Linked DNA regions of Homo sapiens: region 2 is linked to region 1. Evidence: chromatin contacts called from ENCODE Hi-C data. All regions are on one chromosome and are shown on one strand. Each heading gives the region's core, a stretch centred on a gene start or an enhancer-like site at or near the end of the contact. The rest is flanking DNA. Distances are from core to core; before and after follow the strand shown. Region 1 holds the start of GTPBP6 (GTP binding protein 6 (putative)). Region 2 has its middle 31 kb from the start of PLCXD1.

The links. Hi-C counts contacts between places; a loop is a spot of excess contacts on that map. Pooled maps may share reads with other maps.
Region 2: a map of CD8-positive, alpha-beta T cell shows a loop between it and region 1 (7-fold over the local background). The contact joins the enhancer-like site here to the promoter of GTPBP6 in region 1. A Hi-C loop is called at or near these places in 1 of 168 maps with a recorded cell type or tissue (CD8-positive, alpha-beta T cell), 7 of 37 single-sample maps with no recorded cell type and 7 of 50 pooled maps.

The regions. Positions count from the first base shown.
Region 1 is chrX:316,671-322,215 of GRCh38, reverse strand. It overlaps GTPBP6 (GTP binding protein 6 (putative)), which reads left to right and starts at 3,420. Exons shown (of 10, transcript NM_012227.4): 1 at 3,420-3,777; 2 at 5,165-5,302. The coding sequence starts at 3,429. It overlaps LINC00685 (long intergenic non-protein coding RNA 685), which reads right to left and starts at 3,071. Exons shown (of 1, transcript NR_027232.1): 1 at 884-3,071.
Region 2 is chrX:247,721-253,265 of GRCh38, reverse strand. No RefSeq gene overlaps it. Among named protein-coding and RNA genes, the nearest start is that of PLCXD1, 31 kb to the left of the region's middle. Within about 2 kb of position 2,150, at least 4 of the 41 ENCODE cell types and tissues checked have a DNase peak (open chromatin) inside an H3K27ac peak, as active enhancers do; they include CD8-positive, alpha-beta T cell, where a contact is called at or near this core.

The sequences.
Region 1 (5,545 bases), core at 2,171-4,670:
TTTTTTTTTTTTTTTTTGTAGATAATGGGGTCTTACCATATTGCCCATGCTGGTGTCAAACTCCTGGGCTCAAGCAATCCTCCCACCTCAGCGTCCCGAGCAGCTGGGACCACAGGCACCCACCACCACACCAGGCTAATTTTTCTTTCTTTTTTTTTTTTTTTTTTTTTTGTAGATAATAGGGTCTTACCATATTGCCCATGCTGGCGTCAAACTCCTGGGCTCAAGCAATCCTCCCACCTCAGCGTCCCGAGCAGCTGGGACCACAGGCACCCACCACCACACCAGGCTAATTTTTCTTTCTTTTTTTTTTTTTTTTTTTTTGTAGATAATAGGGTCTTACCATATTGCCCATGCTGGTGTCAAACTCCTGGGCTCAAGCAATCCTCCCACCTCAGCGTCCCGAGCAGCTGGGACCACAGGCACCCACCACCACGCCCGGCTTTTCTTTTTTTTTTTTTTTTGTAGATAATGGGGTCTTACCATATTGCCCATGCTGGTGTCAAACTCCTGGGCTCAAGCAATCCTCCCACCTCAGCGTCCCGAGCAGCTGGGACCACAGGCACCCACCACCACGCCCGGCTTTTCTTTTTTTTTTTTTTTTGTAGATAATGGGGTCTTACCATATTGCCCATGCTGGTGTCAAACTCCTGGGCTCAAGCAATCCTCCCACCTCAGCGTCCCGAGCAGCTGGGACCACAGGCACCCACCACCACGCCCGGCTTTTCTTTTTTTTTTTTTTTTTTGTAGATAATGGGGTCTTACCATATTGCCCATGCTGGTGTCAAACTCCTGGGCTCAAGCAATCCTCCCACCTCAGCGTCCCGAGCAGCTGGGACCACAGGCACCCACCACCACGCCCGGCTAATTTTTCTTTTCTTTTTTTTTTTTTTTTTTTGTAGATAATGGGGTCTTACCATATTGCCCATGCTGGTGTCAAACTCCTGGGCTCAAGCAATCCTCCCACCTCAGCGTCCCGAGTAGCTGGGACCACAGGCACCCACCACCATGCCACACTAAAATTTTTTTTTTGGGGGGGAGGGTAGAGAAGGGGTCTTACCATGTTGCCCAGGCTGGTGTCAAACTCCTGGGCTCAAGCGATCCTCCCACCTCAGCCTCCCGACATGTAAACGGTGGCTACATTTCCGCACAATCCCCGCGGTCTCCCTCATTCTGTTTTACAACTACTCCCACATAAAGTAACGTAGAAAGACGAGCCCCGTTATTCCCTTAGAAGGTAGACTGGAGCTTGCAGGAAGCTGTAGGATAAACATTCAGAGGCCAACTGAGATAAAACGAAACACCCAGGTGATTTTAAGCTAATCAAGAGCCCCTTTCACGTGGGTGATTTTAAACTAATCAAGAGCCTCTTTCACGCAGGTGATTTTAAACTAATCACGTTCTCCCTTCACAGAACTAAAAAGGGAGGTTAATTTACACAAACGCGCAGGCTACAGCCACCCGTCCTGCCTAGGGACTTCGGGCCAAAAATGCCACCTGTCACACCTCCAATCCAGGCGCTGCAGGGCTGTTAGGAGGGGAATTAGCAGCTGGGATACCCCGATCCTACAAGGAGGGGGGTTAGCAACCCCTCCTGAAATACCAAAAAGGCCTCGGCTTCCTGCAGACGCTTAAGGAACATGCCAATCACAACCGATTTCCTGAAAAACGCAAGAAATCCTGGTGAGGGCTGGGGTTGCAGGACGCTCTGCACACCACGGGTAACAGTTTTGGGGTAGCTTCTCTGAGACCGGCTGCCTCTTACTGTCCCCTGGACCAGGGGGGCGCCGCTCTCATCCTCCTGGCATCTCCCAGGCCCCTGCCCCACTCAGAGCTCCACCGCAGGGGCTCCCGAGGCTGGACTCAGACCCGCTGGATCCCATCCAGGCCCCCAAGGCAGCAGTGGAGACCCTCAAGGCTGGACTCCAGCCCCTAATGTAGACTCAGGGACCCCTGGGATGGATGGGTTCGAACCCCCAAAGCTGACTTCAGGACCCTCAGAGCTGGACTCCACCCTCCAAGGCAGCATTCGGGACCCTCACGGCTGGACTCGAGGCCCACGGCAGACATGAAGACCCCTGGGAGGCGTCCGGGACCCCCAGGACTGAATTTGAGGCCCCCAGGCAGACGTGGGGGCCCCTGGGCGGTGGTCAGGACGCCTGGGGCTGGACCCAACCCCCAAGGCAGACGAGGAGAACCCCCGGGCGGCATCCGGGCCCCCCAGGGCTGGACTCAAGCCCCCAAGGCTAGACGTGGGGACCCACCTGGGCGGCGACCGGGACCCCCAGAGCAGGTCTCAAGCCCCAAAGGCAGACGTGGGGGCTCCTCGGCGACGTCCAGGACCCCCAGGGCTGGACTCAAGCCCCCAAGGCTAGACACGGTGACTCCGGGGTGGCGTCCGAGACTCCCACGGGGGAACTCCAGTCTCCAAGGTAGACGTGAGGACCCCCGGGCGGCATCGGGGACCCCCAGGGCGGGACTCGAGCCCCCAAGGCAGACGCGGGGATGCCGAGGCGGCGTCCAGGACCCCCAGGGCGGGACTCGGGCCCCCAAGGCAGACGCGGGGACGCCGAGGCGGCGTCCAGGACCCCCATGGCTGGACTCGAGCCCCCAAAGCAGACATGGGGACCCCCTGGGTGGCGTCCGGGACCCTGAGAGCTGGACTCGAGCCCCCAGGGCAGACGTGGGGACTCCGGGGCAGCTTCCGGGGCCCCCACGGCGGCTCTCCAGGTTCCAGGGCAGACGTGGAGACCCCTGGGCGACGTCACGGACGCCCAGGGCGGGACTCGAGCCCCCAAGGCAGACGTAGGGACCCCTGGGCGCCGTTCTCGATCCCCGGGGCTGGAGTCAAGCCCCCGAGGCGGCGTTCCGGACTCTCGCAATCAGACTTGGACTCCACCCAGCGCGGAACGGGGTAGGACGGGAGCGAGGACGAGGTGAGTGAAGGCAGCGCTGCCGCCGCCGCCGCCGCCGCCGAGGCTCGGGGTCCTGGCGCCTACCGGGCCGGCGGCTGCACCGCGGGATGGGTCTGCCAGGAGCCGCCCACGCCGAACAAGAAGCGGCCCGGTCCCGCCTCCCCCGCCGGCAGCGCGTGCCAATCACCAGCACCTGATGCGGGGCGACCAATGAGGAGCACGCCCTGCCGGGGCGCGGCGCTAGGGAGCCCGCCCCGGCCGCACGCCAATCACCAGCACGTGACAAGGGATGACCAATGAGGATCACGCCCTATGCTGCGGAGAGGCGCTGGTGAGCACGCCCCAGCTGCACGCCAATCACTAGCACGTGACGCCGGATGACCAATGAGGAGCACGGCCTGTGCCGGGGAGAGGCGCTGGTGAGCCAGCCCCGGCCGCACGCCAATCACGAGCACGTGATGAGGAGCGGCCTGTGGGCAGCCCCCGCCCCAACGTTCAGCCTCCAGACGCGCCATGTGGGCCCTGCGGGCCGCCGTACGCCCGGGGCTGCGGCTCTCCCGCGTGGGCCGCGGCCGCTCGGCTCCGCGGGCAGCCGCGCCGTCCTGCCCCGCGCGCGCGCTAGCCGCTGTCGGCCGCAGGAGCCCCGGGAATCTGGAGGGGCCGTGGGGCGGAGGGCGGGGCCTGCGGGCGGACGGCGGCCGAAGCCGCACGGGAGACGACGAGGAGGAGCCGGAAGATGCGGACGAGAACGCCGAGGAGGAGCTGCTGCGGGGAGAGCCTCTGCTGCCGGCGGGGACCCAGCGCGTGTGTCTGGTTCACCCTGACGTCAAGTGGGGCCCGGGGAAGTCGCAGATGACTCGAGGTGACCGCGGCAGGGCTTTCGGGGGAGAAACAGGAGCTGGAGACCTGGGGGCGGGGCTCTGAGGGGAGGGGGCTCATAGGTGGAGATTCAGGGGCGGGGCTCTGAAGGGACGATCTCATAGGTGGAGATTCAGGGGCGGGGTTCTGTGGGGAGAATCTCATAGGTGGAGGCGCAAGGGCGGGGCTCTGCAGGAAGGATTTCATAGGTGGAGATTCAGGGGCGGGACTCGGGAGAATCATAGCTGGCGATGCAAGGGCGGGGCTCTGGGGAGGCTCATAGGTAGAGATTCAGGGACGGGGCTCTGACCTGAGAATCTCATAGGTGGAGACCCAGGGCGGGGCTTTGAGGGGAAGAGCTCAGGTGGCGACGTAGGGGCGGGGCTTCAGGGGGCCAGGCTCTAAGGAGAGGGTCTGATGGTTGGAGATGCCAGGGCGTGGCGCTGAGGGGCGGGGCTCTGAGGGGAAGAGCTTATGGATGGTGATGCGGGGGCGGGGCTCTGAAGGGAGGATCTCATAGGTGGAGGTGCATGGGTGGGGTTCGGGGGAGGAGCCCATGGGTGAAAGGGCGGGGCTTATGGGGAAGAGGGGAGGATATCATTGGTGGAGGTGCGTGGGCGGGGCTTCGGGGGAGGGGCCTATGGGGTAAAAGTGCGGGGGCGGAGCTTATGGGGTGGAGTCCGTGGGATGGGGTGGGGCCCGTGGGGTCCGTGGGGTGGGGTGGGGTGGGGTGGGGTGGGGTGGGGTTGGGTGGGCCGGGGCGGTTCTCGCCGATGGGACCTACGTTTCTCTTGCTCTGGGTTAGAGGTAGGCACGGTGTGTTTGAGGTCAGGGAAGGGAGGGCGTCCAGCGGACCAATCTGTGTCTAGTCCCACCCCCCACCCCCCAGGAGGAAATGCAAATGAATAAGTCGCTGCACGTGTCAGAGTCTCATAAAGGTTGATTTTTCCCTTGGAAGCTCCTGTAGTCGATGAGTGGTTTTTCTTTACGGGTGTTTTCCAAAATGGCTAATTCCTGGAACAGATGAAGCCCCGAACTGCTCAGAACAGCGCGCAGACCTCTTGCCTCTCTACTCCCCAAACCTGCCGGTGGTTCCTCAGTAATCCCCTGAGCACCCGCAGCTCCCGGGTTCCCTGCTGCGCCCGCCTGGAGCCCAAATTCCATGTAAGGCAGGGTCGCCCTCGTGTCCCGCTGTGGCTCCGGTGTCCTTCTCCCGTCAGATTCCTACTTAGAGGCCCTGGGGGGACGAAGTCATATCGGGGGACAAACGGCGGCTCAAGGTGCCTTCTCCGGGGAGATTGTCTCAAGGGCAGGAGGAGGCCTCCCCGGGCAGGTGTGGACGGGGGCCCCGGGCAGAAGCGTCTCTCACGGTGGCCCTTGTGTCCCCGCAGCCGAGTGGCAGGTGGCGGAGGCCACAGCGCTGGTGCACACGCTGGACGGCTGGTCCGTGGTGCAGACAATGGTCGTGTCCACCAAAACGCCGGACAGGAAGCTCATCTTTGGCAAAGGGAACTTTGAGCACCTGACAGGTGGGTCCGTCCAGACCTGCTCCTTCCCCAAACCTCCTTTCCTGTCCGCCGCTACCGAAAACATCCAACCGAGACATGCTGAAGTACGGGGGTCTTGCGGGGCCAGAGGGGAAGCGGCCTCTCGGATTGCCCAGGTGAGCTGGGAGCACACGCCAGTAGGAGTCGGAGGACGGTGAGGCTTTATCTGTGTCGAGATTCACACCGGGCCCTGGAGAGACTTAAACTGGTAAAGATTAGGTCGGG
Region 2 (5,545 bases), core at 901-3,400, 68 kb after region 1:
ACATGGCCCCAAGGACAGACACCAGATAACTGGGGACTTGGCTGTCCACCAGCTGGGAACTGAGAGTTATGCCTGCTCCAGTGGCCCATCCTGCTAGAAAAAAGATGTCTTTACCAGGAAAACGGGATGTGGCAGTCCTCACCCACCCACAGGATGACCTGGTCCCCACCAACATCCAGGGATAACCTTGAACCCATCGACATCCAGGGATAACCTTGTCCCAGTCAACATCCAGGGATGACTTTGTCCCCACCCACATGTGGAGGTGACCTCGTCCCCATCAACATTCACCAAACATGCAGAGATCACCTTGTCCCCACCAACGTCCGGGGATAATCTTGTCCTCATCAACATACAGGACTGACCTTGTCCCGATAAGCACCCAGGGATGACCTTGTCCCCACTAACAAGCAGAGATAACCTTGTCCCAATCAACATCCAGGATGACCTTGTCCCCACTGACATGCAGAGATCACCTTATCCCCACCAACATCCAGGGATAACCTTGAGTCAATCAACATCCAGGATGACCTCATCCCCACCCACATGCAGAGATCACCTTGTTCCCACCAACATCCGGGGATAACCTTGAATCAATCAACAACCTTGAACCAATCAACATCCAGGATGACCTTGTCCCTATCAACATCCAGGACGACCTTGTCCCCACCCACATGCAGAGATCACCTTGTCCCCACCAACATCCAGGGATAACCTTGTCCCAATCAACATCCAGGATGACCTTGTCCACCACCCACATGCGGAGATGACCTCGTCCCCATCAACATTCACCAAACATGTAGAGATCACCTTGTCCCCACCAACATCCAAGGTTAACCTTGAACCAATCAACATCAGGATGACCTTGTCCCCACCCACATGCAGAGATGACCTCGTCCCCATCAACATTCACCAAACATGCAGAGATCCCCTTGCTCTCGCCAACGTCCGGGGATAATCTTGTCCCCATCAACATCCAGAATGACCTTGTCTTCACCAACATCCGGGACTGACCTTGTCCTGATAAGCACCCAGGGATGAACTTGTCCCCACTAACAAGCAGAGATGACCTTGTCCCAATCAACATCCAGGATGACTTCGTCCCCATCGATATGCACAGATTCTAGGGAAAAGAAAGAGAGATCAGACTGTCACTGTGTCTATGTAGAAAGGAAAGACATAAGAGACTCCATTTTGAAAAAGACCTGTCCTTTAAACAATTGCTTTGCTGAGATGTTGTTAATTTGTAGCTTTGCCCCAGCCACTTTGCCCCAACCTGGAGCTCACAAAAACATGTGTTGTATGAAATCAAGGTTTAAGGGATCCAGGGCGGTGCAGGACGTGCCTTGTTAACAAGATGTTCACGAGCGGTATACTTGGTAAAAGTCATCGCCATCCTCTAGTCTCAATAAACCAGGGGCACAGTGCCCTGCGGAAAGCCGCAGGGACCTCTGCTCTTGAAAGCCGGGTATTGTCCAAGGTTTCTCCCCATGTGATAGTCTGAAATATGGCCTCGTGGGAAGGGAAAGAGCTGACCATCCCCCAGCTCAACACCCATAAAGGGTCTGTGCTGAGGAGGATTAGTAAAAGAGGAAGGCCTCTTTGCAGTTGAGATAAGAGGAAGGCATCTGTCTCCTGCTCGTCCCTGGACAATAGAATGTCTCGGTGTAAACCGATTGTATATTCCATCTACTGAGATAGGGTAAAACTGCCTTATGGCTGGAGGTGGGACATGCTGGCGGCAACACTGCTCTTTAAGGCGTTGAGATGTTTATGTATGTGCACATCAAAGCACAGCACTTTTTTCTGTACCTTGTTTATGATGCAGAGACATTTGTTCACGTTTTCCTGCTGACCCTCTCTCCACTATTACCCTATTGTCCTGCCACATCCCCCTCTCCCCGATAATGATCAATAAGTACTAAGGGAACTCAGAGGCAGGTGCCGGCGCGGGTCCTCTGTATGCTGAGCGCCGGTCCCCTGGGCCCATTTTTCTTTCTCTCTACTTTATCTCTGTGTCTCTTTCTTTTTTCAAGTCTCTCGTTCCTCCTGATGAGAAATGCCCACAGGTGTGGAGGGGCAGGCCACCCCTTCAAGGATGCACATGGAAGGATGCACAGAGGAGGATGCACATGGGAGGATGCACATGAGTTGTACAGAATGGATGAGTCCCTACACACAGGAGACTCCTTCCTGTCACAACCTGAGACCCGCTCTTCCTGTCACGGCCCGAGACACCCTCTTCCTGTCACGGCCCGAGACCCCCTCTTCCTGTCACGGCCCGAGACCCCCTCTTCCTGTCACGGCCCGAGACTCCCTCTTCCTGTCACGGCCCGAGACTCCCTCTTCCTGTCACAACCTGAGACCCGCTCTTCCTGTCACGGCCCGAGACCCGCTCTTCCTGTCACGGCCCGAGACTCCCTCTTCCTGTCACGGCCCGAGATCCCCTCTTCCTGTCACGGCCCGAGACTCCCTCTTCCTGTCACGGCCGGAGACCCCCTCTTCCTGTCACGGCCCGAGACCCCCTCTTCCTGTCACGGCCCGAGACCCCCTCTTCCTGTCACGGCCCGAGACCCCCTCTTCCTGTCACGGCCCGAGACCCCCTCTTCCTGTCACGGCCCGAGACCCCCTCTTCCTGTCACGGCCCGAGACTCCCTCTTCCTGTCACGGCCCGAGATCCCCTCTTCCTGTCACGGCCCGAGACCCCCTCTTCCTGTCACGGCCGGAGACCCCCTCTTCCTGTCACGGCCCGAGACCCCCTCTTCCTGTCACGGCCCGAGACCCCCTCTTCCTGTCACGGCCCGAGACTCCCTCTTCCTGTCACGGCCCGAGACTCCCTCTTCCTGTCACAACCTGAGACCCGCTCTTCCTGTCACGGCCCGAGACCCGCTCTTCCTGTCACGGCCCGAGACTCCCTCTTCCTGTCACGGCCCGAGATCCCCTCTTCCTGTCACGGCCCGAGACTCCCTCTTCCTGTCACGGCCGGAGACCCCCTCTTCCTGTCACGGCCCGAGACCCCCTCTTCCTGTCACGGCCCGAGACCCCCTCTTCCTGTCACGGCCCGAGACCCCCTCTTCCTGTCACGGCCCGAGACCCCCTCTTCCTGTCACGGCCCGAGACCCCCTCTTCCTGTCACGGCCCGAGACTCCCTCTTCCTGTCACGGCCCGAGATCCCCTCTTCCTGTCACGGCCCGAGACCCCCTCTTCCTGTCACGGCCGGAGACCCCCTCTTCCTGTCACGGCCCGAGACCCCCTCTTCCTGTCACGGCCCGAGACTCCCTCTTCCTGTCACGGCCCGAGACCCCCTCTTCCTGTCACGGCCCGAGACCCCCTCTTCCTGTCACGGCCCGAGACCCCCTCTTCCTGTCACGGCCCGAGACTCCCTCTTCCTGTCACGGCCCGAGACTCCCTCTTCCGGTCACGGCCCGAGATCCCCTCTTCCTGTCATGGCCTGAGTTGTTTTTCAGGTTTCTTTGGGATCCCCTTGGCTACAAACAGGTCCACTCAGTCAGCTGAGGGGCTTAGAATTCTATTTTTGGTTTACCCCACTATCAGGAGGTTGTCTGAGATAAGCCAGCCCCTCCCACCCTTGCAGGCACAGTGTGCAAGCATAAGATCTCGTGCTGGCCGCCATTCAGGTGGCAGCCACAGGGATGGTCCAGACGTGGCTCTCCAACCGTCCTTAGACCACACAAAGCTTTAGGATTTCTGGGGTCCCAATGCAGACTCTAAAGGTTGCATAGTCTGGTCTCTATCTGCCCTCAATGAGACCTAGGCCCAGTGCAGACTCTAAAGGTTGCATAGTCTGGTCCCTATCTGCCCTCAATGAGACCTAGGCCCAGTGCAGACTCGAAAGGTTGCACAGTCTGCTCTCTATCTGTCCTCAATGAGACTTAGGCACAATGCAGACTCTAAACGTTGCACAGTCTGCTCTCTATCTGCCCTCAATGAGACCTAGGCCCAATGCATACTCTAAAGGTTGCACAGTCTGCTCTCTATCTGCCCTCAATGAGACCTAGGCCCAATGCAGACTCTAAAGGTTGCATAGTCTGGTCTCTATCTGCCCTCAATGAGACCTAGGCCCAATGAAGACTCTAAAGGTTGCGCAGTCTGCTCTCTATCTGTCCTCAATGAGACCTAGGCCCAGTGCAGACTATAAAGGTTGCACAGTCTGGTCTCTATCTGTCCTCAATGAGACCTAGGCCCAATGCAGACTCTAAAGGTTGCACAGTCTGCTCTCTATCTGTCCTCAATGAGACCTAGGCCAAGTGCAGACTCTAAAGCTTGCACAGTCTGCTCTCTATCTGACCTCAATGAGACCTAGGCCCAATGCAGACTATAAAGGTTCTACAGTCTGCTCTCTATCTGTCCTCAATGAGACCTAGGCCCAATGCAGACTCTAAAGGTTGCACACTCTGGTCTCTATCTGTCCTCAATGAGACCTAGGCCCAGTGCAGACTGTAAAGTTTGCATAGTCTGCTCTCTATCTGTCCTCAATGAGACCTAGGTCCAATGCAGACTCTAAAGGTTGCACAGTCTGCTCTCTATCTGTCCTCGATGAGACCTAGGCCTAGTGCAGACTCTAAAGGTTGCACAGTCTGCTCTCTATCTGCTCTCAATGAGACCTAGGCCCAATGCAGACTCTAAAGGTTGCACAGTCTGCTCTCTATCTGTCCTCAATGAGACCTAGGCCCAATGCAGACTCTAAAGGTTGCACAGTCTGCTCTCTATTTGTCCTCAATGAGACCCAGGCCCAATGCAGACTCTAAAGGTTGCACAGTCTGCTCTCTATCGGTCCTCAATGAGACCGAGGCCCTATGCAGACTCTAAAGGTTACACAGTGTGCTCTCTATCAGTCCTCAGTGAGACCTAGACCCAATGGAGACTCTAAAGTTTGCAAAGTCTGCTCTCTATCTCTCCTCAGTGAGACCTAGACCCAATGCAGACTCTAAAGGTTGCACAGTATGGTCTCTATCTGCCCTCAATGAGACCTAGGCTCAGTGCAGACTTTAAAGTTTGCACAGTCTGCTCTGTATCTGTCCTCAATGAGACCTAGGCCCAATGCAGACTCTAAAGGTTGCACAGTCTGCCCTCTATCTGTCCTCAATGAGACCTAGGCCCAATGCAGACTCTAAAGTTTTAACAGTCTGGTCTCTATCTATCCTCAATGAGACCTAGGCCCAATGCCGAATCTAGAGGTTGCACAGTGTGCTCTCTGTCTGCTCTCAATGAGACCTAGACCCAATGCAGACTCTAAAGGTTGCACAGTCTGCTCTCTAACTGCCCTCAATGAGACCTAAGCCCAATGCAGACTCTAAAGGTTGCACAGTCTGGTCGCTATCTGTCCTCAATGAGACCCAGACCCAATGCAGACTCTAAAGGTTGCACAGTCTGCTCTATATCTGTCCTCAATGAGACCTAGGAAAAGTGCCGACTCTAATGGTTGCCTAGTCTGCTCTTTATCTGTCCTCAATGAGACCTAGGCCCAATGCAGACTCTAAAGGTTGCACAGTCCGGTCTCTATCTGTCCTCAATGAGACCTAGG